Regions from separate parts of the Homo sapiens genome. Here region 2 is linked to region 1. A link is a loop called in an ENCODE intact Hi-C map of the cell type or tissue named here. Cell type or tissue: dorsolateral prefrontal cortex. All regions are shown on one strand. Links, peaks and the distances in the headings refer to the core of each region. The heading gives the core; the rest is flanking DNA. Region 1 overlaps EPB41L2 (erythrocyte membrane protein band 4.1 like 2). Region 2 overlaps L3MBTL3 (L3MBTL histone methyl-lysine binding protein 3).

Region 1 (2,922 bases), core at 295-2,794:
TTGGCAAAATTATAGTTAGCCTCAGAAGGCTATTAACATGAAAATGTTCATTCCAGAAATGGTTATTAACTTTCCAATTCGTATCATAGGTTGGCAAAGGCTATATTATACAATAGGGTGGGTGTCAATGGTGACTCCAAGTGTTTCCTTTTACAATTTAGCTCCTCTACTAGCATCTTTGAAATCTAAACTCAGTCAAGTTTATTATTTGACATGTTCACTCCTATCCCCTTCAGACATCTACTTCTTGGGAGTAAAGTAATTTACTCCAGTTGAGTAATATAGCACCTAAATGTTCAATAAATATCTGTTGACTTAATACATTAGGAACAAATTACTATGTTATGATATTATTAACTAGGGTGGAAACCTTTTTGTACAGAGGGGTTTTTAAAGCTTCACATTTTTCTCACACTTACAAAAAGTCTGCTTTACAATGATATAACTCAAGCATGGCCAACTTTTTGACTTCTAGGTGGTACTACTGCCTATGATCTAACTTAAAAATAATTCAGCTAGAGCCAGGAGCCCTATTTATTCACGAAAGTGACTCCATTCTGGATGGAGAAGGGCACCACACCACTGAGCCCTCTGGATATTGTTGTGAAGCTGCCAAGGTACTAACTGGACTGGAGCCTCTAATAGACAGCAGGGCTGAGTTCATCTCTCCCAGACACTTGGACAACCATGAGCTGAAGATCCTAACATCACACACACACGTCTCTGCAGCACTGTCAACGTCTACTCACAAACTCTCTTGGACCTGCCCTATTATTCTTAAACACATGGTAAGGGCATGGTTTCATTGACCCAAATTAATACCATGTAAATCACATTACTAACAGAAGACAGCTATCTTTCCAGTTTTATTGAAAACTCAGAGGTTTCTAGATATTAAACTGAAAAAACTCTCAATCTATTTTGATAAGCAGGTAAAATTTAACCATGACTACATATAATAAACATATCCAGTGACCAGAACATTTCTGAAACACACATTTCATTATTATTATAGATCAGTGAATTATTATTATTGTTATATCTTAACCTCAATTAGCTGGATAGGTTCTGCCCAAGTTCAGGGAATTCCTTAGGGTCATTCAAAAGCAATTATGTCATGGAGCATGGGAGGCACTTCAGATTTTTTCCATATAAACAGAATTTTAAAAATAACATGCCATCAGAGGATGCCTGAAATTTGGGGTTTTGAAAATGTCAACTCTGCAAAGCATATCTGGTTGAGGGTTTCCCTCTGCTTAACAGCCCAGACTCTGGAACTTAATGATTTAAATTATTCTCTGAATTTAGGCAGATTTTTTTTTTCTTTGACCAAAGAAGCAGGAGAAACATCCAATCTATATCTTTTCTTCATGTTCCAATTCAGTCATTGTTTCTTGAATGTTTCTCCCAGGAAGAATTAATTTCACCAATGAAAGCACTGGAGGGAATGGTGCCTGAATATTTAAAAAAATGAAAATCTCTCTCATATGTGGCTTTTAGTAACAGGGGAAACAAAGTAAAATGCACCTCAAGCAAGTGTGAGAAGGGCGAGGAAGAAAGCTTTTCAGAAGGTGCATTAGCGCTCACAACAGCGCCCTCTGCTGTCCAAGTGGTGGCTGAAGTGAAGGTGGCTTTCATGCTATCAGAAAAGCCCTTTTCACTAAACAAAATTGATGTTATCTCCTCTTCTAGGCTCTAGAGAGGTCAGAAAAGGAAGAGCAAAGAATTAGCAATAAGTCAGAACAGACAGCAGTGACCTATTGGAAGAAAGGAAAGGTTACACAAGAAAGAACAACAGAACAGCATAAAATGAAAGAAAAGATGAGAATTCTGACAGATTCTGGAGCAGGCTTATGAAGAGGTTTGTGAGCGCCAGCTTTTCCACCCTGCTTGAGAATCTTTGATAGTTGCGACCTCCAGAAACCAGTGAAAACTGCTTGGCTGATCACCAACTGAGCACAACCGACCCACCCAAACGCCATTTCATATATTCTTGAGGTAGTTCCTTGGCCTTTCTCTGCACGGAATGGCCTCTTCAGTGGCCCCTACACTTGAAATGCTTATTCCTGTGTTACAGCTTGGGCAGTCCTCCCTCTCCTGCCTCCAAGGCCCTTCTTTGCCCTTATCTGCACATTCTGGGCCTTTCCAGTTTTCTAACCTCCCTGAGGCCCACTTCATAGTCTGCATTTTCTGTAAGGCCTTCCCTCACCACTCCAACTCCTACAATCTCCCTCCTCAATACCACCTTAACTCTCTGTACAACAAACATTCTGACAGCAGCCCACATTCATTCCCTCAGGCGTGCTAAATATGCCACAGAGTAAATTACCCTGTCCCCTTTTTTTGCAAAAAGAAACAGGTAAAGAAAAACAATTCAAAATAGGAAGACAAACTCAGAGTTGAAAGCTCAATGAGCAACGTGAAAATTATTTCTCCCTAAATTAAACCATTAAAGCAAATTTAACTTTGCTGTGTCTGGCTCTTAAACAATGGCTCCCAACCTGCCTGAGGGACAGCAGAACTGTCCTTAGAAACTTGAAATGTCAATATTCAAGAGTCATCATGAAGCACCCCCTCATGTCAGAAGTGTGAGAATAATTCCTAATAAACCCCACTATTCAGGTTTTTTTTTTTTTTTGAGACGGAGTCTCGCTCTGTCACTCAGGCTGGAGTGCAGTGTGCCGCGATCTCGGCTCACTGCAACCTCTACCTCCCAGGTTTAAGTGATTTTCCTGCCTCAGCCTCCCCAGTAGCTGGGATTATAGGCGTGCAGCACCATGCCCAGCTAATTTTTATATTTTTAGTAGAGACGGGGTTTTGCCATGTTGGCCAGGCTGGTCTCTAACTCCTGACTTCAGGTGATCTATCCTCCTCGGCCTCCCAAAGTGCTGGGAATACAGGCGTGAGCCACCGCACCCAGTC
Region 2 (2,922 bases), core at 92-2,591, 820 kb before region 1:
TCAAATCTCAGCATTGAAGGTAATAAAATGAAAATAACCTCAACAGTATCTTCTAATGATTTATTATTAAATCAGGCAAATATAGGCAAAAGATCCTTTGACTCTACAATCAAAAATAAAAAAGAGAGTTGAATCAATTAAAGGTAGTTCAAGCCAAACAAAACATGTGCAGTCCCTTATATATTTCAGGCATAATTTTTTTCTGATTGACCTGGATATATCCACATGCAGAAAAAGTTAGCAGATGTGTTTTGTTTGCTTAATAGTAAATCCCTTTTGTAAAGTTTATAATTTTGACTTTCTTGGTTGTAGAGTGGAGCCACGTGGCAAGTTTTTTACATATTTTAGCTCTCTAGGTTAAAAGAACTAATGATTTAAAGAAATATAAACAAAGGTGAAATTTCCATCATTCCAAAACCATTTGTAAAAGCATCACTAATTTCAGAACCTGGGTGTTTTATTGGAAAACATAGTGTTAGGAAATGTATCAGTCTTTCTGGAATTCTGTCTGTAGGACTTCAGTAATGTTAGCAGGACCTATCAACCTTTGTGGTCTAACATTTTCTATCATAGCAATGTTGTGGAAGACACAGTAAGCCCAAATTGAGAAATCAGAGAAAAATTTGATCCCTGTATGTTTTTGCATATGACAGAATATTTTGAAAATGTTTTGAGGTATTTAATTTTTGAGATAAGCAACTTTGATAAGAGCAGGTATTCTTTATTTTTTTTTCAGGCTTATAGTATGCCTTGAAAACTATGAATCTTGTCCCCAGAAAGCTGTATATGCACATATCATAATTTTGCATATATTTTATGGGATTAATCAACCCTCAAAGTCCATCTGTGGATCTCTGGCTTACAAGAGTGAACTGTGCCCCGAAGTGACATTGCATCTTTACTTTGTACTTAGACTGTAGGTCAGTTACTGGCAATACATTTTAGGAGAAAGAAAAGCTGACTGGGATTGAAGGTTGCATCGTGGGAATCGTTCCTTTTAACTTTGAAAGTATTTGAACCTGAAGCTTCCAGGTGTCATAGTTCTGAGTTCTGACTTGAAGATTTCACTCAGTGATGTTTTCTTTCTCAGTCTTTGAAATGGAGGGTGGTTTGCTGTTTTACAGCAATTTGAAAACTTAAGCCATGGGAGACTTTCTGTTTAATGTAAATGTTTGATGCTATTTCTTACATTTTGTATTTGTCAAATAAGCATAAATTAACATCAGTGACATATGATAAAAGTAAAATTACCTGAAGTGCATTGTCAAGCTTGTGCCTATTGTTTTTGAATTTTAATTCAAATTGATTTTTTATCACATTCTTTAATATCATTAATTAATAATTATCATGGTAGTTTGTTTTTTCTGCTCTTGCCCAGCAGATGGTACTGTCAGCCTTATTTTGAAATATTCTGTCTTCAAAGTGATCATTAAAAACATTTTTTTAAAGATTTCTTTTTCTAAAAGTAAAGTTATTTTTAGCTCTTTTCCTTCTAAATAAACTTTTACCTCTTCCTACATTGACATTTTGGTATACACACTTGGTATAGTACTCACATATTACCTGGGAACTGGTATCTGGAATACATAGTAGGGTTCGAAGACATTCTCACATTCCTTAACCATTTCCACACGTTTAGTCTAGAAACCATTTAATAATTGTGGACTATGCATAGAACATTGTTTAAGGTGCTGTTTTCACCTGATAGAAAGAATAATTATTGATACTTTTTGTTGAAGAGTTTTCCAACTTGCAGTTTAGAATGTAGTTTAGTAAAATAAATAATTCTATTGGCGTGTTGACTAAATCGATTTTTTCGGATTGGCAAATGGAGGGCCTTGCTTAAATACTCATAATTTGCTCATAATTTCTGTGAAAGATCTGAAACATCTTACTATCCTTTTGAATTTTGAGCTTTCTAGCTTTTTCATCACCTGCTAAAATTAGTGGGTCCCTAATGTTATTCTGTTTTATGGAAAAACAGAAGGAATACAGAAAACTGCTTGAAACCCATGAATGTGTGAGTAAACCTCACTGTTTCAGAGAGAACAAGGTCTCCACACGTAGGTAAGCCTTCAACACACACACACAGTACAACCAGGTTGTTGTAGAAACATACTTTATTTGAAGTGTGCTGTCAGGTGAAAGGAAATTTTCAGTATTTGGAATGGAATGTCCATGAAATCAAGATGCTGTTGCTTTTTAGTGATAAAATCAGCATGTAGCTAGTAGACTACTTGTTCAGGTCCCAGAGAAATTTCCAGTTATTTTAGAGGGCTACAAGTGAAGATAATGCAGAATTCTAAAGAGCAGTGAAAGAAAGAGGAAATGTGGCACTGGGGTTATGTGGTTCAGGCTTCAGCCTTCTGTGCTCACTTCTTGGATTGTAAGGAGAAGGATGTTCAGGCCATTATTTCTGGCATAGGGATATTCCTTCTCTCTGAACTGGGTGAGCCTGGGCAAGACAAGTTGATTCCTGGGAAAAGAGTAATTCTCCTTTTACTAAACGTGATTTTTAAATAAAAAATACGACGTAAGAAAAAATAAGTCTTAGTTAAAACACACACACACACACACACACACACACATACACACACAAAGTGTGTTTGAAATGATAGCCTATCAAGTAAGCTGCCAGCTCTATAGGACAGGGCAGAGCAGGGTCATTGGTATCCTTCAACAGACCTTGCTGCTTTGTTCTGTTCTCCTTCCTTGAATTCCAAAATTAGTAAAATGCAAAGGTCTTAGTATTGGTGGGAGGTGTATCAGGATATAATTGTCTAAATTAACTTTTACCATGTAATTAATTTGCTTGAAGACTATATGTGTCAGCCATTAAATAATTAATGACTTTCCTGAGCACTTTTTAAATTTTGCCTTTCTGCTGTGTTGTTGCTAGTTTCGGGTAAATGAGTTTGGAGC

The links. Hi-C counts contacts between places; a loop is a spot of excess contacts. Peaks named below come from ENCODE experiments on the same cell type or tissue, not always from the same donor. Only the 100,000 strongest peaks of a DNase experiment are listed, where the experiment ranks them.
Region 2: it touches region 1 in a loop (4-fold over the local background); 5 of 110 quality-filtered maps call a loop at or near these places.

What each region holds. Positions count from the first base shown.
Region 1 is chr6:130,870,844-130,873,765 of GRCh38, forward strand. The region is part of intron 14 of EPB41L2 (erythrocyte membrane protein band 4.1 like 2); the gene reads right to left. Among named protein-coding and RNA genes, the nearest start is that of SMLR1, 45 kb to the left of the region's middle. In dorsolateral prefrontal cortex, for the core only: a CTCF peak has its summit at 1,610 (motif pointing left); a DNase peak (open chromatin) is centred at 1,598; H3K27ac peaks cover 291 bases.
Region 2 is chr6:130,046,383-130,049,304 of GRCh38, forward strand. L3MBTL3 (L3MBTL histone methyl-lysine binding protein 3) reads left to right here. Exons shown (of 23, transcript NM_032438.4): 4 at 2,900-2,922. Among named protein-coding and RNA genes, the nearest start is that of L3MBTL3, 29 kb to the left of the region's middle. In dorsolateral prefrontal cortex, for the core only: a CTCF peak has its summit at 1,406 (motif pointing right); no DNase peak of the experiment used is centred there.